Regions from separate parts of the Homo sapiens genome. Here all the other regions are linked to region 2. A link is an interaction called in ENCODE POLR2A ChIA-PET data of the cell type or tissue named here. Cell type or tissue: PC-9. All regions are shown on one strand.

What was found. Peaks named below come from ENCODE experiments on the same cell type or tissue, not always from the same donor. Only the 100,000 strongest peaks of a DNase experiment are listed, where the experiment ranks them.
Region 1: POLR2A ChIA-PET joins it to region 2 with 5 read pairs; 1 of 35 experiments calls an interaction of 5 or more read pairs at or near these places.
Region 3: POLR2A ChIA-PET joins it to region 2 with 6 read pairs; 3 of 35 experiments call an interaction of 5 or more read pairs at or near these places.

Annotation. Positions count from the first base shown.
Region 1 is chr16:82,006,561-82,014,560 of GRCh38, reverse strand. It overlaps SDR42E1 (short chain dehydrogenase/reductase family 42E, member 1), which reads left to right and starts at 3,091. Exons shown (of 3, transcript NM_145168.3): 1 at 3,091-3,174. It overlaps LOC112268169 (a long non-coding RNA gene), which reads right to left. Exons shown (of 2, transcript XR_002957879.2): 2 at 6,667-7,094. RefSeq lists enhancers at 2,747-2,826, 2,837-2,926 and a silencer at 3,167-3,316. In PC-9, no CTCF peak of the experiment used is centred here; a DNase peak (open chromatin) is centred at 3,050; H3K4me3 peaks cover 1,548 bases.
Region 2 is chr16:80,990,241-80,998,240 of GRCh38, reverse strand. It overlaps CMC2 (C-X9-C motif containing 2), which reads left to right. Exons shown (of 4, transcript NM_020188.5): 2 at 812-927. The coding sequence starts at 847. Among named protein-coding and RNA genes, the nearest start is that of CMC2, 13 kb to the left of the region's middle. In PC-9, no CTCF peak of the experiment used is centred here; DNase peaks (open chromatin) are centred at 3,520 and 4,770; H3K4me3 peaks cover 303 bases; H3K27ac peaks cover 2,450 bases.
Region 3 is chr16:81,236,193-81,244,192 of GRCh38, reverse strand. BCO1 (beta-carotene oxygenase 1) reads right to left here and starts at 5,504. Exons shown (of 11, transcript NM_017429.3): 1 at 5,221-5,504. The coding sequence starts at 5,284. In PC-9, no CTCF peak of the experiment used is centred here; a DNase peak (open chromatin) is centred at 5,602; H3K4me3 peaks cover 877 bases; H3K27ac peaks cover 772 bases.

The DNA of each region.
Region 1 (8,000 bases), 1.0 Mb before region 2:
GTTGCTTAATTGCTGAATAAATGAAATATAAACATTATGTTACTTGGAGAGTTCTTTAATATGTAATGAGGAAAACCATTTTATGAAATGTACTGCATGTGATAAATGCTTGTTTTCTTTTCTAAAATCAATTATTGAAGCCATTAACCACTGTTTAAATATAGCTCAATTTTTTTCTGTCTATTCCCCTTTATATTTTTTTTATTAGTGAAAGAAAATAGGTTTATCTAGGAAAGACAGCTGCATGGTGAAATAGATGGAATGTGGAGGATATGGGAGTCAGAAGCCTTGGCTTTTTTTTTTTTTTTTTTTGAGACAGAGTCTCACTCTGTCGCCCAGGCTGGAGTGCAGTGGCGTGATCTCGGCTCACTGCAAGCTCCATCTCCTGGGTTCACGCCATTCTCCTGCCTCAGCCTCCCAAGTAGCTGGGACTACAGGTGCCCACCACCTCACCCAGCTAATTTTTTGTATGTTTAGTAGAGACAGGGTTTCACTGTGTTAGCCAGGATGGTCTTGATCTCCCGACCTCGTGATCCGCCCGCCTCAGCCTCCCAAAGTGCTGGGATTACAGGCGTGAGCCACCGCACCCGGCCAGAAGCCTTGGCTTTTAATCACAGGTCTGTCATTTACTAGTTCTGTGACCTTGGGTAAGTCACTTAAACTCACCTGATTTCCAGATGCAGTGTGGAACTATTACAAGGTTTCTCTTACCCACCTCAGAGAGTTGTAGTGCTACTACTACTAAGTCATAGCACTTTTAGGGCAGTGCTTATCAGCCTTTACTATACATAGGAATTACCTAGGGATTTTGCTGAATACAGATTTGTATTTATTAAGCCTAGAATGGGATCCAAGACCCAACATTTCTAATAAGCTCTCAGGTGATGTTGATGTTACTGATCCACACTTTTGGATAGCAAAGTTCTCATGTGCCTACCAAGCTCACAATAATTTCCGTTCTTTAGAAATGACCACAGTTTATAGCAGTTCTTGTGTCCTTTTGCCACAGCTGACAATGGTAGAGGTGATTTCTGATCCAAGCTGGGCCAAAAGAAGGTGTCGTTTGCAAGCCTGGGATTTTGAACAGGGACAACCAGAAATGTGACATATATTCATTTGCTGATTCATTCACCAGTAAAAAAAAAAAAAAAAAAAAAAAAAAAATTCTGTCTCTATGCCAGACACTATAGTAGGTAGTGGAGATACACCAATCAATCAAGCAGGTCTCTGCACTCACGGAGCTTTCATTATAGCAACATGCAAGATAATTTCAGATGAGCTAAGTGCTGTGAAGAGATTGAAGAATTTCAAGGGGATGCAGGAGACTTTAAGTGAAAGTGTTGGGGAAAGCCAAGCTCTTACTTCCTCTTCTGTAGTGACCTTGGCAGCCAAGAGTTGAACATGATGGCATAACAAATGGGGGAAGCCTGGGTCCCTGAGTGATTATGTGGAGCACAGCACTCTTCCCCTTCCCTGCAGACTGAATTGGACTGTGATCGGAGTGAGAAATAAAATACTGCACACCTGTGAGTAATTGTGACAGCAAACTGATCTTTCTGAGATGCATCCACTGCCTGGACATATTATTGGGGGAAGACAATACTAAACAAACACTGATATACAAACTCACATTGAAGTTAATTTCTTTCTCCAGTCATTTCTGTCTTAGATCTCTTGGTCAGACCTTTATAAAATCAACTCACTAAATTATGATGGAAGCTAAGGAAGCAATTATAGAGTTTGTAATTTTCCTTTAAAACACGCCTGATTATATTTTAAAAGAGTCCTCGGTGGCACAAGAATACTAACATTTAAATTCACCATTTCTCATGTTTATCCACACACTCTAAATCTGGGTATCCCTCAGAGGATCCTGTAATTCCCCAAAGGAAGTCTGTCTTCTTTACTGCATCCTCAGTGGGTCTTTTCTTCCTTAGCTGCTGGCCTCAAGAGCATATAGCTGGTCTCTCAGCCCCCTGAATACCCTTCCTCTTCTCTTCTAATTTTTATGTATCCTAAGCAGCCACTGCAAAGCTGTTCTTTAAGACTGCTTAGCACAAGAAGTCTCCTGTGACTTATGCCTGCCTAATAGGTGAGGACAAGACAGGCAGGAAAGCCAGAGCATCCTATGAGAGAGGCCAGTGCCAGGGACTGGCACTTCTTGATTTCTTCACCTGGGCTTCATTAATTTTTATATCCTAGGACTTGAGCTTTGTCCTTGTGACTGTGTGTGCTTAGTGAAAACTGAGCAGTAAATCAGGCAATTGATATGAACCTCTCTGAGTCTGCCTTTGGTACCAGATCTATCGGCAAGAGCACCACATGAAGTCAAAACTTCCATCCTCCAAGACACTAAAATGAAATCCTCCCCAGCCAGGGGTCCATTCCAGGATGCATGTCCATACACGTGTACAGTCTGCAACCATCCACAGAACCACACTCATGATGAGGAGACAAAAGATGGGCCTCAAAAGGAGACCTCTGAGTGAGGATGCCAACTTTCCTTTCTGCATTCCTTGGTTCCTTCAGCAACAAAGATTAGTCTTGGCATCACTGCCTGCTTGGCGACCAGAACAAAGAGAAATAAGGAAAATTAGGGACACAGGAAAACCTATGGGCACACATAGATATGGAAACTCAGAGATAATAGAAACTTAAAGAGATACATGGAGAGTGAATATTCTGCCTCCCTATAGAGCCTTTTCCATCATCCATCCACCCAAGCAATGCTGACCTGAGTGCCTATTTATCAGGCACTGGTCTTGGCCTTGGGGATAAACAAAGATGGAGGTGAAAGTCTAAAAGCAGACACTGGAGGTGGGAAGAGCAGTTGACGTGGCCCTAACAGGGTTCCCACCACGGCGGAACGCACAGACAGGGGACGTGGGGGAAGACGTGACCCTAAAAGGGTTCCCGCCACGGCGGAACGCACAGCCAGAGAACGTGGGGGAATTCATGAAGCGAACCTCCTGCTACCTCAACGCCGGTGAAGGTGAAGGAGACACCTGCGCGTCATAGAGACTCCGAGACCTCCAGGCTTCCTAGAGAGGCCCGGAAGTGGCTCCAGGAGGCAGGTCCGACGGCTTCGGCGCCCCAGCTGTGGTGATGGGTAGCTAGGAGGCCTGGGCCTCTCTGCCTGCTGTAGCCGTCTGCCGCGCCCTTGTTCCTGCAGCTGTGAGTGGGCCTGGGCTGGGGTTGGGGGGCCGCCGCCCTTCCGCGGGGACCCTGGACCGCCTCGGCCTGGAACGCGACAGGTGGCGGTCCCGGGGGTGGGGGACGGTGGTGAATGACTGAGCAGGGTGGCGGGAAGGAGTATCCCCTTTCAGATGTCTTCCTGATCCCAGGGGACCGGGCGCAGCTTGGCTTTCTAGAATGTCGCCAAGGCCTCAAACACTGGCCCTCCGCATTTTTTGTTTTTAAGGACATCGGGGCCCCAAGCTCCGAACTTTCCACAGGTGGCTGGCTATACTTGATTCCTGTCTTTGATTTTCTGCACACTTTGGGAGAACGATTACCTCCTCTTTATCACTTGGTTCTGGTTTGCCACTTAAAAGTGGCAGTGACAGGTTCCCATTTAAACTGCATGTATTTGTTGGGAAAAGGTAAGTAGGTTTAAACAAAACCTTATAGGCTAGTCATAATACCAGATGAATCAGATGTGACAGAAATTGTGGAGGTGGAGTGAGCCCTGAAAATCTGAGACGGGTCTCAGTTCATTTAGAAAGTTTATTTTGCCAAGGTTGAAGACATGTACCCATGACACAGCCTCAGGCGGTCCTGACGATGTATTCTTAATGTGGTCAGAGCCCAGTTTCGTTTTCTACATTTTAGGGAGACATGAGACAAGAACAGATGTAAGATGAACATGTTTTTCGGTCTGGAAAGGCGGGACAACTCGAAACGGGGAGGGGGCTTCCAGGTCATAGGTAGGTAAGAGACAAATGGTTGCATTATTTTGAGTTTGATTAGCCTCTCCAAAGGAAGCAATCAGATATGCCTTTATTTTAGTGAGCAGAGATACATGAATAGAATGGGAGGCAGGTTTGCCCTAAGCAGTTCTCAGCTTGACTTTTCCCTTTAGCTTAGTGATCTTGGGACCCCAAGATTTATTTTCCTTTCACAGTGATAAGATAATGACCTAAGCGAATCTGTATTGTCCCAGCCTTATTGTGCGGCATTACATGTAGTGGTTAAGAGTCATACAGACCCGGCTTCAAGTCCTGAACCCTGCCCAACCCCTTATGACCTGCATAATTTGTGGGCAAGGTTCCTAACCTCTGATCTATTTTCCTCATTTCTGAAAGCTGATGATAATACTAGTAACAACTTCGGAAGATTGTCCTGAGGCTTAAATGCTAAACCTTTAAACTACCTGTATTAATCCATTCTCATGCTGCTAATAAAAACATACCCAAGACTGGGTAATTTATAAAGTTAAGAGGTTTGATGGACTCACAGTTCCACATGGCTGGGGAAGCCTCATAATCATGCCAGAAGGCAAAAGAGGAGCAAAGTCACATCTTACGTCTTATATGGTGGCAGGCAAGAGAGCTTGTGTAGGGGAACTCCCCTTTATAAAACCATCAGATCTTTTGAGACTTATTCACTATCAAGAGAACGGCATGGGAAAAACCCACCCCTGTGATTCAGTTACCTCCCACTGGGTCCCTCCCAGGACACGTGGTAATTATGGGATCTACAATTCAAGGTGAGATTTGGGTGGAGACACAGCCAAACCATATCATTCCGCCCCTGGCCCCTCCCAAATCTCATGCCCTCACATTTCAAAACCAATCATGCCTTCCCAACAGTCCCACAAAGTCTTAACTCATTTTAGCATTAACTCAAAAGTCCACACTCCAAAGTCTCATCTGAGGCAAGGCAAGCCCCTTCCACCTATAAGCCTGTAAAATCAAAAGCAAGTTAGTTACTTCCTAGATACAATGGGGGTACAGGTATTGGGTAAGTATACTCATTCCAAAAAGGAGAAATTGGCCACAACGAAGGGGCTACAGGCCCCATGCAAGTCTAAAATCCAGCGGGGCAGTCACATCTTGAAACTCCAAAATGACCTCCTTTGACTCCGTGTCCCATATCCAGGTCATACTGATGCAAGAGGTGGTTTCCCATAGTCTTGGGCAGCTCCACCCTTGTGGTTTTGCAGGGTACAGCCCCACTTTTGGCTGCTTCCAGGGCTGGCGTTTAGTGTCTGCTGCTTTTCTAGGTGTACGGTGCAAGCTGTTGGTGGATCTACCATTCTGGGGTCTGGAGGATGGTAGCTCTCTTCTCACAGCTCCACTAGGCAGTGTCCCAGTGGGGACGCTGTGGGGTGGTTCCAACCCCACATTTCCCTTCCATGCTGCTCTAGCAGTGGTTCTCCATGAGGGCCCCACCCCTGCAGCCAACTTCTGCCTGGACATCCAGGAGTTTCCATACATCCTCTGAAACCTAGGGAGAGGTTTCCAAACCTCAGTTCTTGACTTCTGTGTACCCACAGGCTTAACACCGCATGGAAGTTTCCAAGGCTTGGGGCTTGCACCCTCTGAAGCCCCAGTTTGAGCTGTACCTTGGCCCGTTTTAGCCACAGCTGGAGCAGCTGGGACGCAGAGCACCAAGTCCCTAGGCTGCATAGAGCAGGGGGACCCTGGACCCAGCCCAGGAAACCATTTTTGCCTCCTAGACTTCTGGGCCTTTGGTAGGAGGGGCTGCCAAGAAGGTCTCTGACATGCCCTGGAGACATTTTCCCCATTGTCTTGATGATTAGCATTTGGCTCCTTGTTACTTATGCAAATTTCTGCAGCCAGCTTGAATTTCTCCCCAGAAAATGGGTTTTTCTTTTCTTTTGTATCATTAGGCTGCAAATTTTTCAAACCTACACTCTGCTTCCTCTTGAATGCTTTGCAGCTTAGAAATTTCTTACCCCAGATACCCTAAATCATCTCTCTGAAGCTCTGACTTACACAGATCTCTAGGGCAAGGACAAAATGCCATCAGTCTCTTTGCTAAAACATAACGAGTCACTTTTGCTCCAGTTCCCAACAAGTTCCTCATCTCTGAGACCACCTCAGCCTGGACTTTATTGTCTATATCACTGTCAGCATTTTGGTGAAAGCCATTCAACAAGTCTCTAGGAAGTTCCAAACTTTCCCACATCTTCCTGTCTTCTTCTGAGCCCTCCAAACTGTTGCAGGCTTTGCCTGTAAACCAGTTCCAAAGTCACTTCCACATTTTCAGATATCTTTACAGTAGCACCCCACTACCCAGTGCCAATTTACTGTATTAGTCCATTCTCATACTGCTAATAAAGACATTCCCAAGACTGGGTAATTTATAATGGAAAGTAGTTTAATGGACTCACAGTTCCACGTGGCTGGGGAGGCCTCATAATCATGGCAGAAGGCAAAGGAAGAGCAAAGTCACGTCTTACATGGTGGCTGGCAAGAGAGTTTGTGTAGGGGAATTTTCTTTTATAAAATCATCAGATGTTGTGGGACTTACTATCATGAGAATAGCACAGGAAAGACCCGCCCCCATGATTCAATTACCTCCTACCGGGTCCCTCCAGGACACGTGGGATTTACGGGAGCTACAATTCAACAAGAGGCTTGGGTGGAGACACGGCCAAACCATATCACTGCCTAACCCATAATAAATAATAAGTGTAGCCATGGTTGTTGCTGTTTTTATTTTAGGGCGGAGGAAACAGAGGTTCAGTGAATTGCCTAGGGTAACACAGGGAATTGGTGGAAGAGCCAAGTCTAATGCCCAGATTTCCAAACTGGGAGTCTTAACCCTTCATCAGTGCTACCTGTGCCACATGGGAGAAGATGGGCCACCTCCAATTCATTTTCTCTGGGAACTGCAGGAACCACAATGAGGTTGCAGAATGTGTTAACAGTGAAAGCCCTCACAGGACTCAGGTCAGTACCAAGCACTTCAGGTAGGGGCTCTGCACAGCCTCGAGTGCTGCTGCGTTAAGATGAACTGTAGAGTCAGATGCACCTGGGTTATTGGTACAGATCCCTGCTCTACCATTTGCTAGCTGTAGGACTTGGAGTTAGGCACTTTGTGTCTCTGAGCTTCAGTTTTCTCACCTGTAAAATGGAATTAACAAATTAGTACTCATCTGAGAGGGTTGTGAAATAATTCACAGACAGAGTGTTGCACAATGCCTGGCAGAGAGTAAGTGCTTAATAAGTGGCAGTTGATATTACTTCAATTACTAGATATTAATTCAATTACTTGGTATTACTTCAATTTATAGACGTGGCAAACTGCTGACCTAGTGAAGAAGAAAGTACAAGTGTAGTACTCCTTGCAGATAGGACAGAAAGAGGCATTTGAAGAGCTTGCAAAATGTTCACCCCATTTATATTTACTGGGTCTACAATCTGCTAGATATTCCTTGTCCCTATAGATATTGCCAGTCTGTACTCACATGGCATTTATACTGTAGCTTGGGAAACAGATGGGAAATACCAGTTACAAAATTATTTCATTTCTTTGTCATCAGCATTGTGAGGAATTGCAAGGCACTTGTGCCACAAGTATCTAGGCAGAAGTTTAGGTAGCCGAACAAGATTTGAAACACCTCAGGTGATGACCCTGAATTATAGACAGCTGTCCTGCTACCTAGTTATATTCAAAACCCTGCATAAATACCCATATCTATTACGAGTATACTGGTTTTCACTTAACTCTATGCCCTTAGGTAATTTTCTTCCAAGGTGTGTTTGGCCTTTTGGTTTTTTGTTTTTTGTTTTTTTTGAGATGGAATCTCCCTCTGTCGCCTAGACTGGAGTATAGTGGTGCAGTCTGCACTCACTGCAACCTCCATCTCCCAGGTTCAAGCAATTCTCCTGCCTCAACCTTCTGAGTAGCTGAGATTACAGGTGTGCATCACCACGCCTGGCGAATTTTTTCTGTTTTTAGTAGAGACAGGGTTTCACCATGTTGGCCCAGCTGGTCTCAAACTCCTGACCTCAAGTGATCCACCCACC
Region 2 (8,000 bases):
GTTAAGCCCAGGTGGGGCACGGTAGCTCATGCCTGTCCCAACACTTTGGGAGGCTGAGGATCACTTGAGGACAGGAGTTTGAAACCAGCCTGGGCAACATAGCAAGACCCCTGACTACAAAAAAAAAAAAAAAAAAAGAACAGCTGCCCATGATGTTTTTCCTTTGACCTTGGCTGCTAATTTTCCACCTTGTGGATGATCCAATTAAACTTAAGTTCAGGGATTTCAGCTTCATGTTTTCAGTGTAATAATTAGTTTTATGGCTATATCTGTTAAATTTGAAATTTTTTTTCACAACTTCTGGTTTCATTTCATTGTTTAGTTTTTTTTTCAGCCAGCTATTAAGAAAAAAGCAATCTATATTCACACTAATATGAGACTAATGACCCTTTAACCCTCAGAATAATATACATTTTAAAATAATAAGCCAATTCTCTTAATTGGTAGAATTTCATCTGAACAAAATGAGTTGTTAATTTCGAGAATGTGGCGAAAATATTTGAAGTCAGGCTTATTAATATAAGCAAGCTGTTTCTGCTTTAGTGCTTATTTCCGGGATTGGGTCTCTTGAGGCTTCCTGCTTTTCTCCTGAACCTGTAGGTTCTCTAAATACTACTGATAACTTGCTGAATATCTTAAATCATTGAATTAGAAAGCTTTGTCTCAAGTTTAATAATTTGCCTGAGGTCACACAGCTGGTTAATGGTTAACATACTTCTCTGATAAAGGTCACTAGAGGTTCTTATGAAGATACTTTTAGGTGGCGTAACAAATGTGTTTATGCATATTCAAGACACTCTTGTATCCACAGGTTGCACTGCTGTGATCCATCCTCATCTCCTAAAGATGCATCCTGACTTATCTCCACACTTGCACACTGAAGAATGCAACGTCTTGATTAACTTGCTTAAGGAATGTCACAAAAATGTAAGAGTTCAGAAAAACGACTGTACAGCCAAAATGAAACTTAGTTATAACCCACTGATGTAAAATGTTATCTCCGTTGATAGAAGGAAACGATAATGTCTTAGTAAGGAGTCTGAGTTTAGTCAAGATTAGCAGTTGATATGTGCGATTTTTTTCTTTTTTTTACACAAACTACCTCCTTTTATGATTAGTAAAAATCAGACATGGTAGTTTGTTAGGGAACGTCTGAACTGGTATGTAACAGTTGGAATCCATGTTCTTACAATAAAATGCTTTCTCTTTCCTAATTATAGGGCACTAGAACAGTTATATTCAGCGCTGACACTTCTGATTATAATGGAATTATTCTAAAAGTATCTGCTCTTTGATGGCTACCATTCTGTGTTTAATGGTAATAGAAACGTGTTATATAATTAGACATTAACTAGATTTATGATTGGCTTAATCTGATGTGTTTAGTTGTTAGTGGAATGGAAGTAAAATTACATGGTTAAAACCAAAATAGAAAAGGAGCCCATCCATATTTGGAATACATTAAATCAAGCTGACATTTTTATAGCTGTTGAATATTTAGCTTTTCCTTATATGTTTGATATATGACACCGTTGTTACAAGAAGCATTTGTTTTTTCTTTAGCTTTGCATAGTTTTTCTCATGATGTCTACAAACTGTAGATATATCAAATTATAATAATATAAAGTATCACTTAAATGAGTAAAATTTATAGACCAAAAGTAAGGTGGTAAGTAGTGCTTATAAAATGTGAAGTCAGATATTTTTACTGGTTCAAAGAATGTTGTTGATGACAATATTTTTTGGGCTATTTCACTATACATATAGATCAAATGAGCCAGACTACATCAATAAAACATAACGTTTTGATTTTTAAAGTAAAAACTATATAAAATATTCACTGTTTAAAGAACAAGAACTAATTATTTGTGTTAAAGTAGAATATTTCAATTTGTATATGGTCAGTTATAGTCAGAGACAGAAAAGGGGAGAGGGTCTGGCAACAGAGAGGCACAGCGGAGAGAAAGAGACTCTGTGGAATAACATTTCAGTCTTGTTATTGAGGATTTTGCCAGTATAGCCCTTTAGATTTATGTTGTGCTTTTTGTAATACTAGACATAAATAAGGATATTATCGCATCATATTTATTTCCATGGTTAATCAAATTAAGGGGCAGAGTTTTTCAACCCTTGCTTTTAAGTAATCTTTGTTTTATGTTTATATTTGTATATTGCTTTTTGGTCCATGACTGTTTTTAAATTGAAATCTATTTAAACGTTGTTGTTTTTTTTTTCTTTCAAATGGATTTCTTATAATAAAGGTGGCTTCTTGAATCACTGGAACTAAAGATGGATTTTAAAAAATTAACTTTATTGAGGTGTAATTTACATGTAAGGAAATGCATCTATTTTAAGTATACAGTTTGATGAGTTTTGTCATATATAGATACCCATGCAACCACCATCACAGTCAAGATCTAAAACATTTCTATCAGTTTCCTGTGCCCCTTTGCAGTGAGTCCCCAACCCTTAACTTACGTCTTGCCCAGGTAACCACTGCACTACTTTTTGTTGATATAGATGAATTTTGCAGTTCTAGAATTTGTTAGAAATTTACACTACATCGTATATTCTTTTTGTTTTTGAGATGGAGTCTCACTCTGTCACCCAACCTAGAGTGTAGTGGCGCGATCTTGGCTCACTGCAACCTCCGCCTCCCAGGTTCAAGTGTTTCTCCTGTCTCAGTTTGCCTAGTAGCTGGGATTACAGGCGTGCGCCACCAGGCCTGGCTAATTTTTTTTATCTTTAGTAGAGACGGAGTTTCACCATGTTGGGCAGGCTGGTCTCGAACTCCTGACCTCAGGTGATCCTCCCGCCTCGGCCTCCCAAAGTGCTGGGATTACAGGCATGAGCCACTGCACCTGGCCTACATTGTATATTCCTATATTTTGCACCATGATATGTTTTTGAGGGTCATAACATGCTGTTGCACATGTCATTAGTTCATTTATTTTTATTTCTGAGTAGTAGTTCATTGTATGGATATGCCACAGTTTATTTACCTATTAATGGACATTTAGGCAAATAAACAGTTTGCAGCTGTGCTATTTTGGATAAAGCTGCTATGAACATTCATGCACAAGTCATTTGTTTTTGAGACAGAGTCTCGCTCTGTCACCCAGGCTGGAGTGCAGGGGCCCAATCTTGGCTCACTGCAACCTCTGCCTCCCAGGTTCAAGCAATTCTCCTGCCTCAGCCTCTTGAGGAGCTGGGATTACAGGTGTGTGTCACCACACCTGGCTCATTTTTGTATATTTAGTAGAGACGGGGTTTCATTATGTTGGTCAGGCTGGTCTCGAACTCCTGATCTCAGGTGATCCACCTGCCATGGCCCCCCAAAGTGCTGGGATTACAGGCATGAGCCACCGCACCCAGCCATCATGTGCAAGTCTTTGTGTAAACATCATTTTATTTCTCTTGGGTAAATACCTAGGAATGGAATGACTAGGTCATGTGTTAAGTGTATATGTACCTTCATAAAAGGCCACCAAACTGTTTTCCATTTTATACTACTCTACATTCCTACCACTGTCCATCACCACTGCCTAATATTATAAACTTTTTAAGTTCAGCCATTGTGTGGATATGTAGTAGTATCTCCTTTTGGTTTTAAATTGTATTTCCCTGATGACTAATGATTTTGACATGCTTTTCATGTGCTTCTTTGGCCATTCATATAAAATTTTTTGCCTGTATTTTAAAATTGGATTGTTTTATGACTGAGTTATAAGCATTCTTTTTATCATTTGGGATACAAATCCTTTGATAAGTGTATTGTGAATATTTTCTCTGTGGCTTTTTTTTTTTTACTTCCTTTAGGATGTGTTTCAAAGAGTAGCTTGTACATTTGATGAAGTCTTTTTTTTTTCTTTCATGGTTTGTGCTTTTTGTGTCTTAAGGATCTTTGTGTATTCTGTGGTCACAAAGATACTCCTGTATTTTCTTTTAGTTCTATCGTATTAGCTTTACATTGGTCTATGATTCGTTTCAAGTTAATTTCATTTTTTTCTTTTGATATTTGTGTATTCTTATCTGAGATTTCAAGTTAATTTTTGTGTATAGTATGAGGTGTGAGTTGAAGTTGATTTTCTTTGCCTGTGGGTAGCCAGTTGTCTCAACACCATATGTTGAAGAGACTGTTCTATCCCTGCTGATTTACCATGGTCCCTTTGTCAAAAATCAATTTACCATATGTGAGTGGGTCTATTTCTGGGCTCTCTAGTCTGTTTCACTGATTTATATGTCTCTTCTTAACACCAGTACCATGCTGTCTTAATTACTGTTGCCTTGTAGTAAGTCTCAGTCATATAGTATAAATCCTCCAATTTTGTTCTTTTTTCAAAGTTGTTTTGGCTATTCTAAGTACTTTCATTTCCATATTAATTTTAGAATCAGCTTGTCATTTTCTACAAAAAACTTGTTTACTGGTTTTTTGTTTTTTGAGGCTGAACATTGTTGATGACTTGGATTTTATCTTTTGTATCAGCAGGCAGTTCGTGTTTTTACATATTTTTAGGGCATAGCTGGCATAGTCTTTACTCTAGAGTTAGCTTAGCCCAATTACTAAATTAGGATTCTTTACTGATTGACTTGCATATTCAATGAGATCTCTACTTTGGCTTATAAGGACTCCATTGACTCCCAGCCCTGTGTGAGCTCTGCGTTTTTCAGCTTGTAGCTGCTGTAATTGTTCTTCGTAGTGACTATGGCATTGTGAAAGTCACCCAATACATGTGTAGTGAATACTCAGTCAGTGACTCAAGGCAGCTCCATGTAGATTTCTGGAGTTCTTTTGCTGCTTATCTCTACCTCACAAATTCCGGCTGCCCCAGCCTGCCCGAATTCCTCTGACGTTTGCCTCCTCTGCTCGGTGAAACTACCATTCTCCTCTTGAGTTCTGTTCTCTGCTACATGGTTTGGAAATTGTCTGTGGGTAGAAAGCTAGGTGAATGTAGGGTTCACTTTGTTTTGTTTTTTTCTTTCAGTTATCACAGTCCTGTAGTCTGTTGTCCCAATATCTGAAAATAGTTGTTTTATATATTCAGTTTGTTCTTTCATGGCTAGAAGCAGAAGTCTGGAAAATAGATTTTTAAGTAAATAGCATGGGGACAATTACATAGCTGTTTGGAAAAAGTTAGAATACCATACATATGAATCAACTAATGGGGCAGACATCTAAATGTCAAAAATGAAACGATACAAACACTAAGAAACCTGGATAAATTCTTATATAACCTAGGTGTGGGGAAAGTGTGCCTAAGTAAGGACCCTGAATTCCAGAGACAATAAAATCAAAGATTGATAAAGGATCGTTTGAGGCCTGGAGTTCCAGACCAGCTTGGGCAACATAGCAAGATCCTGTCTCTACAAAAAATAAAAATAAAAGTGGCCGGGCATGGCACATGCCTGTAGTCCTAGCTACTTGGAAGGTTGAGGTAGTAGGATCACTTACCCAGTTGTTTGAGGCTGCAGTACAACACATCAGCCTGTGTGACAAAGTGAGACCCTGTCTTTACACAAAAAAAAAAAAAAAAAGGAGGGGGAATAAGAGGCCAAAAATCAGAGAGAAAAATGAGCAAAAGCATGAGAGACAATTTAAAAAAAAAAGAAAAGATGGCCTTTAAACATGAGAAGATGTTCAACCTCAATAATTAGAGAAATACAAATTAAATATACTGAACATACCATTACTTATCTGCAGGGGGGCCAAATTAAACAGTGTGACAGCGCATTCTGTTGGCAACACTGTATACCCTCATACATTTCTGATGGGACTGCAAATTGTTATAATCTTTATAGAGAGGAATTTGCTGCCTTGTAGCAAAACTGCCGTATATTTGCTTTTTAATCCATCAGTCCCACTTATAGGAATTTATCTTAAAAGTATAACTCTAACAGTATGAAAAAATGTATGCATAGAGTTATTTACTGCAGTGTTGTTTGCACTTGGAAAATGTTGGGAACACACTTTCCCAACGTAAAGTAGTTGAACGACCTATGGTGCATCCACACAATGGAGCACTATACAGCTGTTTTGTAATTTTTATTTTTAAATAGACTTTGTTTTTTTAGAACAGTTTTAGATTTACAGAGAAATTGTGAATGCAGTACAGGGAGTTCCCATATACCTCACATCTAGTGTCCCTTATTATTAACATCTTACATTGATAAGGTGTTTGTTACAGTTAATAAACCAATATTGATACATGATCGTTATTTAAAGTCCATGCTTACTCAGATTGCTTCAGGTTAGTGTTTACCTAATGTCTTTTCTCTGTTACAGGATTCCGTCCAGGATACACATTACACTTAGTTCTTGTCACTCTTTAGGCTCCTGTTATCTGTGACATTTTCTTTGTTTTTGATGACCCGAAAAGGTTTGAGGCATAATGGCCAGGTATTTGGTAGAATGCTCCTCTGTTTGAATTTGTCTTGTTTTCCTCATAATTGGATTGGGATCATGTGTTTTCGGATGAAGACCACAGAGGTAAAGTACATTTTCATCAAGGCTGCATACTACAACATAATTTATCACTGTTAATGTTGACGTTGATCACCTGGCTGAGATACGTGTTAGGTTTCTGTACCTTTTTTTTTTTTGGAGACAGGGTCCACTATGTCTTCCAGGCTGGAGTGCAGTAGTGTCATTTTGGCTTACTGCAGCTTCAACCTCCTGGGCCTGGGTGATCCTCTCATCTCACCCTCCCGAGTAGCTGGGACTACAGGCCACGTCACCATGCTCGAATAATTTTTTGTATTTGTATATTTGTAGAGAACGGGTTTTCGCCATGTTGCTCAGGCTGGTCTTGAACTCCTGGGCTCAAGCAATCTGTCTGCCTTAGCCTACCAAAGTGCTGGTATTACAGATGTGAGCTATTGCACGTGGCTAGGTTTCTCTGCTTTGAAGTTACTCTTTTTCTCCCTTTTCATAACTCTTTGGAAGGAAGTCACTGTGTGCAGCCTACACGTAAGGACTGGGAAGTTACCCTGTTCCTCCAAGGTGGTGGAGTATCTACATAATCTTGTGGAATTCTGTTCTGGAGAGTTGCCTGTTCTCCCCCATTTATTTACTTATGTCAGTATGGACTCATGTATATTTACTTTATACCTTGGGTTATAATCCAATACTACTTTGTTTTGTTGCTCAAATTGTTCCAGCTTTGGCCACTGAGAGTCTTTCAGTTGGCAGTGCAGCTGTTAAAAAAAAAAAAAAAAGCCAGGCTTGGTGGCTCAGTCCTGTAATCCCAGCACTTTGGGAGTCTGAGGCGGGAGGATTGCTTGAGCCCAGGAGTTCAAGACCTACATGGGCAACATAGTGAGACACCTGTTTCTAGAAAAAATTAAAAAAAATTATGTCACTAGATGACACATGCCTGTAGTCCCAGCTCCTCAGGAGGCTGAGGTTGAGGTGGGAGGATCACTTGAGCCTGGGAGGTCAAGGCTGCAGTAAGTCATGATTGTGCCACTGCATTCCAGCCTGGGTGACAGAGTAAGACCCTGCCTCTGAAAAGAAGAAAAAAAAATTTCTTTGAACCAACATGTAATGACTTCCAGGATATATTTCGTGAAGAAGTCAAAGGACAAAACAGTATTTATAGTATCCTAGCGTTTGTATAAAAAAGGAGGAGAAGATAGCAAAACATATTTGTATCTCTTCATTTGTGCAAAAAGAAACAAGATAACCAGAAGCTAATGAGATTGATTACGTTCTGAGAGGTTGGTAGGAGCAAAGCAGAGAGAGTGGAGGAGTGACACTTTTACAAAATCTTTTGGCCGGTGGCGGTGGCTCATGCCTGTAATCCCAGCACTTTGGGAGGCCATGGCGGGCAGATCACTTGAGTCCAGGAGTTTGAGACCAGCCTGGCCAACATCACAAAACTTCATCTCTACCAAAAATAAAAAATTAGCTGTGCGTGGTGGCGGACCCCTGTAATCCCAGCTACTCAGGAGGCTGAGGCAGGAGAATCACTTGAACCTGGGAGACAGAGGTTGCAGTGAGC
Region 3 (8,000 bases), 250 kb before region 2:
CTCAGCGTTCGTCCCTTCCTACAGGCTGCTTTCTGCAAATGCCTGCAGCTCCCTGCCTGAGTGCTTGGTTCTGACTGCGGGTGGGGCAGGCTTTGCCTACATGCAGGAAGAGCAGGAAGCACCTCGGATAGGTAATGCCCCTGGAAGCTGCTCTCACCCAGTGATGGATGCAGAATTGGGGGACAAATCCCGCCGTTGCCTTGCCCTCAGTTGGGATCACGAGAGGCATGTTTTACGTCATACCCAGAGGATTTAGCTCCAATGGCCTCAGCAGCCAATGGCTCGACAATGCCCCATTTATTGGTTTCCTTCTCTCTGTTTCCCTGAGTTCCTCCTGATGTTTCTTGGGATCACGTGCCAAATAAACCACTTAGCCTTGAATTCTTGCCTCTGGAGGAACCCAAAACAAGAAGACCAAAACCAGGAGGCTGGGCATGCCGAGGCATACCTGAATCCCAGCACTTTGGGAGGTGAGGCAGGCAGATCGCTTGAGGTCAGGAGCTGGAGACAAGCCTGGCCAACATGGTGAAACCCCGCCTCCACCAAAAATACAAAAATTAGCCAGGTGTGATGACGGGTGCCTGTAATCCCAACCACTCTGGAGGCTGAGACAGGAGAATTGCTTAAACCCGGAAGGGGGAGGTTGCAGTGAGCTGAGATCACGCCACTGCACTCCAGCCTGGGTGACAGAGCAAGACTCCGTCTCATAAATGAATGAATGAATGAATGAATGAATGATCAAGACCAGGAGACGGGCAAGCTGTTTAGTAAGACTGGACCGTCATTTTCAAGCAAGAAAACTGTAAGCAATGAAACTGCAGAAATAACGGGGGCCAGGGGACAAAGGTCAACAGGATCACACTAAGGGTCCTGATCTAATCCTCAGAAGAATGGGGCACCTTTGATGGTTATAATAGGGAAGGACAGGACCAGATATTTTCTGCAATTTAAAAAAATTTGAGATAAAACTCATCATTTTAAAATGTACAGTTCAGGGGGTTCTAGTGTATTCACAATGTTGCGCAACCATCACCTAATTCCAGAACATTTCATCACTCCAAAAAGCCATCTCCCTTATGCATTAGCTGTCACTCCCCCTTCTCCCCTTACCCCAGCCCCTGGCAGGCACCCATCTTCTTTCCTATGGATTTGCCTGTTCTGGATTCCATATAGATCAGTGGTCCCCAAACTTTTTGGCACCAGGGACTGGTTTTGTGGAAGATAATTTTTCCATGGATGGTGGGGTTGAGGGGTCGATTCTTATAAGGAGCGCACAACCTAGATCCCTCCTATGTGCAGTTCACGACAGGGTTCACGCTCACAGTAGGGTTTGCACTCATATGAGAATCTAATGCCACCGATCTGAGAGGAGGCAGAACTCGGGCCGTAATGCTGTGCGGCCCGGTTCCTAACAGGCTACAGACTGGTACTGGTCCACGGCTCGAGGGTCGGGGACCCCTGTTATAAATGGAATAGGAACTTGGAGCTTCGAAGGTTGTCTCCACCCATGGTGTGGATTGTGGACTGGGAAATTCCCTGAGAGAGGCAGGAAGACCAGAGAGAGGACCCGGGGATTCCACAGGGATGGAGAGAAATGGATGAACAAAGATAGATGGAACACACAGAACTGATGGGCCTCTATTTGACTAAATACAGGGGGATGTGCAGTGGAGCACTGAAAAATGACAGCCGAGGCCAGCGCGGTGGCTCAGGCCTGTTATCCTAGCACTAGGGGAGGCCAAGGCGGATGGATCACTCGAGGTCAGAAGTTTGAGACTAGCCTGGCCAATATGGTGAAACCCCGTCACTACTGAAAATACAAAAATTAGCTGGGTGTGGTGGTGGGTGCCTGTAATCCCAGCTACTGGGGAGGCTGAGGCAGGAGAATCGATTGAACCTAGGAGGAGGAGATTGCAGTGAGCCGAAGATTGCGCCATTGCACTCTTGCCTGGGCGACAGAGTGAAACTCCGCCTCAAAAAAAAAAAAAAAAAAAAAAAAAGACAGCCAAGTCTCTTGCCTTGGGCACCTACATAATCGTGGCGCCAGGCACAGGCACCCAGGGCACAGGAGAGGGGGCAGGCTTGAGAAAGAGCAGGGAGAGAGGCATCTGAGAATATAATTAAAGCCCTAGATAGGACAAGAACACTTACATGCATTCATACACCAGCCACTGTGTTCTAGGTGGATTAAACCACTTAATCGTTGCAGCAACCCTATGTGGGAGGTGCCAGGCTACATTCATCAAACAGAAAAGAACACTGAGGCAGGAAATGCTTAAGTTGCCAAAGAGGTCTCAGAACACACGTGTGTCGGCACAGCCAGTTACAAAGCCAAAACCTTTGCATGTGCTCCCTGCATGGACGTGTCAACCCAGGCACAGTTTTTAGTTAGCTGTTTGCCCATGGATGTCACCAACTGATTAGGCTCAACCCAGGCCTGGACGGAGAGTCAGGAGGCCTGTTCTCTGCAGGCTGCCTGGCCTTGGCAAGTCACTGCCCCTCTGCCTCAGTTTCCCATCTGTCAATAGGGAGGCTTGATGTAGAGGAATGGTTCTTACCTTTGGAATCGCCTGAGGGCTTGTGAACACACAGCTTGCTGAGCTCCACCCCCCAAGTGTCTGACCCCGTGGGTCTGGGTAGGGCCCAAGGATGTTTATTTCTACCCAGCACCCAGGTGATGCTTATGCTGCAGGTCCGGGGCCACCCCTTTGAGAACCGCTGCTGATCTTTGGGGCTCACTCAGCCTCTCGTGTTCTAGAATTCATGTTTTCTAACATTTCCAAGGATTTCATGCAGTCATTAAACATGAGGTGTAAAGGGTACAAAATATTCCAGGGCACGAAAAGGTAGGTATCATAGGTGCCTTTTTGTTTTCTTTTGGAGACAGAGTCTCACTCTGTTGCCCAGGCTGGAGTACAGTGGTGCGATCTTGGCTCACTACAACCTCTGCCTCCTGGGTTCAAGTGATTCTCATGCCCAGTCTCCTGAGGAGCTGGGCTTATAGATATGCACCACCATGCCTGGCTAATTTTTGTATTTTTATTTAAAATAAAATTTCAGGCCGGGCATGGTGGTTCACGCCTATAATCCCAGCACTCTGGGAGGCCAACACGGGCGGATCAACTGAGGTTGGGAGTTTGCGACCAGCCTGACCAACATGGAGATACCCTGTTTCAGCTAAAAATACAAAATTAGCCGGGTGTGGTGGTGCATGCCTGTCATTCCAGCTATTTGGGAGGCTGAGGCAGAAGAATCGCTTGAACCCAGGAGGCAGAGGTTGTGGTGAGCCGAGATCGCGCCATTACACTCCAGCCTGGGCAACAAGAGTGAAACTCCTTCTCAAAAAAAAAAAAAAATTAAAATTAAATGCATTGAAAGTAATGGCAAAAACCGCGATTATTTTTGCACCAACCAAATAATAAAGACAGTGTTTCACCATACCAGGTTGGCCAGGCTGGGGTGCCTGGTTTTTTTTTATTTATTTATTTTTGAGACAGGGTCTCACTCTTGCCAAGGCCAGAGTGCAGTGGCACGATCTCAGCTCACTGCAACCTCTGCCTCCGGGGTTCAAGCAATTCTACTACCTCATCCTCCTGAGTAGCTGGGACTACAGGTGCATGCCACCACCCCTGGCTAATTTGTGTATTTTTAGTAGAGAGGGATTTCGCCATGTTAGCCAGGCTGGTCTCAAACTCCTGGCTTCAAGTGATCCACCCTCTTTGGCCTCCGAAAGTGCTGGGACCACAGGCGTGAGCCACCGCACCTGGCCGTGGGGTGTCTTTTTAAAAAATAAAATATGTACAGATGAACAGTCAAATTGAGAAAAAAAATAAAAATGTAATAGTATACATTTGCTTTTTGAAAAACTGTTTACAAATATAGTAATCTATCAATTGATCTACCTATGTTTTAAAAAGTTAAAGGAAATAGACCCAAATATTAATAGTGGTTAAGAGATTTCAAAATACAGCTGATTTTATTTCCTTCCATGTTCTCATTTGCACTCCTAATTAATTTATATATAATTTAATATACATACAGCTATATATATATACAGATTGATAGCTATAGATTGTGCCTTACCTTTGTAACCAGGAAAATATATACATAAAAGCTATTTTTTTTTTGTTTCAAAAGACTCCCAAGGCAATTGCTCAGTTGAAAAGCTTCAATCTGATGTTCTCACGAAAATCACTCACAGTTGTCCTCTCCTTATGAACAATTCCAGTCCATCTAGCAGATGAAAATGCCTGCAGGCCTGAGCTGACTCAGCTGTTCTTAAAACTGAGCGAGCACCACTCTGGGGACCCGGGAGTCCAGAACCAGGAACTGCCCTTTAGAGTCGAAATGGTACCAGGAAAGTGGCAACTCAAAAGAGGAGGAAAAAGAGATATAAAAGATTAAGCGAAACACAGAGCCTCTAAAGGATAGAAGGTCCTACTCCTATAGGCTCTGCAGGAGCTCACACCTGTGAGTTCCTGAGAGAAAATCACATCAGACTCTGCAATCCCCTGCAAGTGTGCGTGGTGGATGTGCATGCGTGGGAGCTCATGCACGCCCCTCTAAGCATTTTGAAACTAATTTAGAATGCATACATTTGCACAAATACATCATGCATCTGAGACAGGCAGCAGTTTGCAGATTAATCCCATTGTCTATGTACCCACTGGGGCATTCCAATGCTTTTTTCCTGGGAACAGTGAGACTGACTCTCCTCCCTTTGCAAACGGAGTTATAATGTGTAAAAGAATACCTAGATTTTCACAGAAAATGTGTCCCCTCTCTGTACTGTTTTCCAGACTTTCCAAAAGTAATTTACAATTAGTATTACTTATATCATCAGGAAAAAATAGTGTCCATCTAAACACAAGGAAGAAGCCAGGTGCAGTGGCTCACCCCTGTAATCCTAGCACTTTCGGAGGCCGAGGTGGGTGGATCACTTGAGGCTAGGAGTTCGAGACCAGCCTGGCCAACATGCTGAAACCCCGTCTCTACTAAAAACACACAGATTAGCCGGGCTTGGTGGTGGGTGCCTGTAATCTCAGCTACTCGGGAGGCTGTGGTGGGAGGATCGTTTGAACCCAGGAGGCAGAGGTTGCAGTGGGCCGAGATCAAGCCACTGGACTCCAGCCCGGGCGACAGAGCGAGACTCCGCCTCAAAAAAAAAAAAAATAATAAAATAAATAGAAGAAAGAGCCCAGTGTTTATCAGAATGCTCACCTGTCACTTTGGCCCTCACAGGCTCCAGCTGTTCTTTCCTATTCCTGCCAAATATTATATCCATTGCTCAGGGTGCCGAGGGAGATCGATTTTAACAGCAAACAGGTGCTCCTCTGTGTTCACAGGAGATGCTGCTCCCTCCTCCTGCGTTTCCTTCCTGCTCTCCTGCTCCTTCCCTCCTTCACATCTCTGTCTCTCCTGATGCCGTTTCTGCCTTTGCTTTTTCCTTTTTGGCTGGCTCTCACTTGTCCCTCTCCAAGAGCCCTGGATCTCTTTACATTCACAAGGGAAGCTGCGCTGGCGTTACTTATAAGATGTTTGGTTAAAGGTTAATTTCCAAGCCATGTGTCATAGCTAATCTTTAATCCTCTTATTGTTCCCTCAGCTTTCCCTCTCCAGTTTCACTTTTGACTTAACCAAAAAAAAAAAAAAGCTTGCTTCAGACTAGGTTCTAAATAAGCAGAGAGAATTCCGTGCCTGCTGTTATGTTGCCCGACGTAATCCAAGAGCTGGAGTTGTTTATGATCAGAACAAGAAGAGATGCTGGGAATCAGAGGTGCTGGGAATTAGGAGAAACTTGAGCTAAGCTCTGTGATCACTGAATGTCTGCTGCACAGCAGGGAACCCCTTCAGCAGAGACGGGAAAGGTTTTACATTTTGTTTTGTTTTTAGTAAAGGCCCCGATGCTCCCCTCTAATAATCATACATAAAGAGCCACTTAATTCATTATTTTCTTTTTGGAAGAAGGAGACATAAAATGTTTCATGTACCTATTTAAAAAATAACGAACGGGAACCAAAGGCTTTTCTCAGAAACTATAAAGAATAGTAAAAAAGACGGGCCAGGAGTGGTGGCTCATGCCTGTAATCCCAGAACTTTGGGAGGCCATGGTTGGCGGGTCACTTGAGGTCAGGAGTTCGAGACCAGCCTGGCCAACACGGCGAAATCCTGTCTCTACTAAAAATACAAAAATTATCCAGGCGTGGTGGAAGACGCCTGCAATCCCAGATGCTAAGGAGGCTGAGGCAGGAAAATCGCTTGAACCTGTGAGGCAGACATTGCAGTAAGCTGAGATGGCACCACTGCACTCCAGCCTCGGCCACAGAGTGAGACTCTGTCTCAAAAAATAAATAAGTAAACAGAATAGTTAAAAAGAAACTTCAACTTCCTGGCCTATCAAGAGGGCAAAACAATGCCTGAATTTGATCTGAGCTTCCCTATTATTCGTGTATCTTCGTGTGTTGCCATTGCCTGAAATTCGTATTCAACTTGCTATATGCACTGATTGAAGTTAATGAACTCATCTTAACGTATTTTGCTTAAAGAAAGAACCAGTCATTTGCTCTGTGGGTAGAGTAAGAAAAGGCAGTGGCACTGGCCTTTATGCAACCCAGCTGAGAATAATGATGGTCCGGTCTGGGCTGAGAGCACATGCCAGCACCTTGGGCCGTTCATTCCTGACAGCTGTGTGGTCTGGCTGTGCTTCCGCCCTGGCACACATTGGAATCACCTGATTGGCAGTACTAAATGTATCAGTGCTGGGCCTCACTCCAGACCCACTGACGCAGAATCTCTGAAGGTGGATCTCAGCCATCAGTTTTTTTTTTTTATGTTGGCCGGGTGTAGTGGCTCACACCTGTAATCCTAGCACTTTCGGAGGCCAAGGCGGGAGGATCACTTGAGCCCAGGAATTAAGACCAGCCTAGGCAACATATTGAGGCTCCGTCTCTACCAAAAAAAATTAGCTGGGCATGGTGGTGCGTGCCTGTAGTCCCAACTACTTGGGAGGCTGAGGTGGGAGGATCACTTGAGTCTGGGAGGTTGAGGCTGCAGTGAACTGTGATAGCAGCACTGGACTCCAGCCTGGGCAACAAAGCAAGCCCTTATCTCAAAAATAAAACATACGGAGGCAGAGGCGGGCGGATCACGAGGTCAGGAGATCAAGACCATCCTGGCTAACACCGTGAAACCCCGTCTCTACTAAAAATACAAAAAATTAGCCGGGCGTGGTGGCAGGTGCCTGTAGTCCCAGCTACTCGGGAGCCTGAGGCAGGAGAATGGCGTGAACCCAGGAGGCAGAGCTTGCAGTGAGCCGAGATCGCGCCACTGCACTCTAGCCTGGGCGACAGAGCAAGACTCCGTCTCAAAATAATAATAATAATTAAAAAAATAATAAAAAGTACCTACATGTGTGCAGCAGGAGTTGAGAAGACCTGACCCAGAGGAAAGATGCTACATGCCTGAGTTGAAACTAAATTTAAATTATAGCTGATTGGCTAGGCATGGTGGCTCATGCTTATAATCCCATCACTTTGGGAGGCCAAGGCAGGCAGATCACCTGAGGTCAGGAGTTCAAGACCTACCTGGCCAACATGGTGAAACCTCGTTTCTACTAAAAATACAATACAAAAATTAGCTGGGCATGGTGATGGGCACCTGTAATCCCAGCTACTCAAGAGGCTGAGGCAGGAGAATCACTTGAAACCAGGAGGTGGAGGTTGCAGTGAGCCAAGATGGTGCCACTGTACTCCAGCGTGGGTGACAGAGTGAGACTCCAACTCAGAAAAAAAAAAATTGCAGCTCATCCTTTTATATTTTTTGAGATGGAGTCTCGTTCTGTCACCCAGGCTGGAGTGCAGTGGCGTGATCTTGGCTCACTGCAGTCTCTGCCTTCCGGGTTCAAGCGATTCTTCTGCCTTATCCTCCCAAGCAGCTGGGATTACAGGTGCCTGCCACCATCCCCAGCTAATTTTTGTATTTTTAGTAGAGATGGGGTTTCA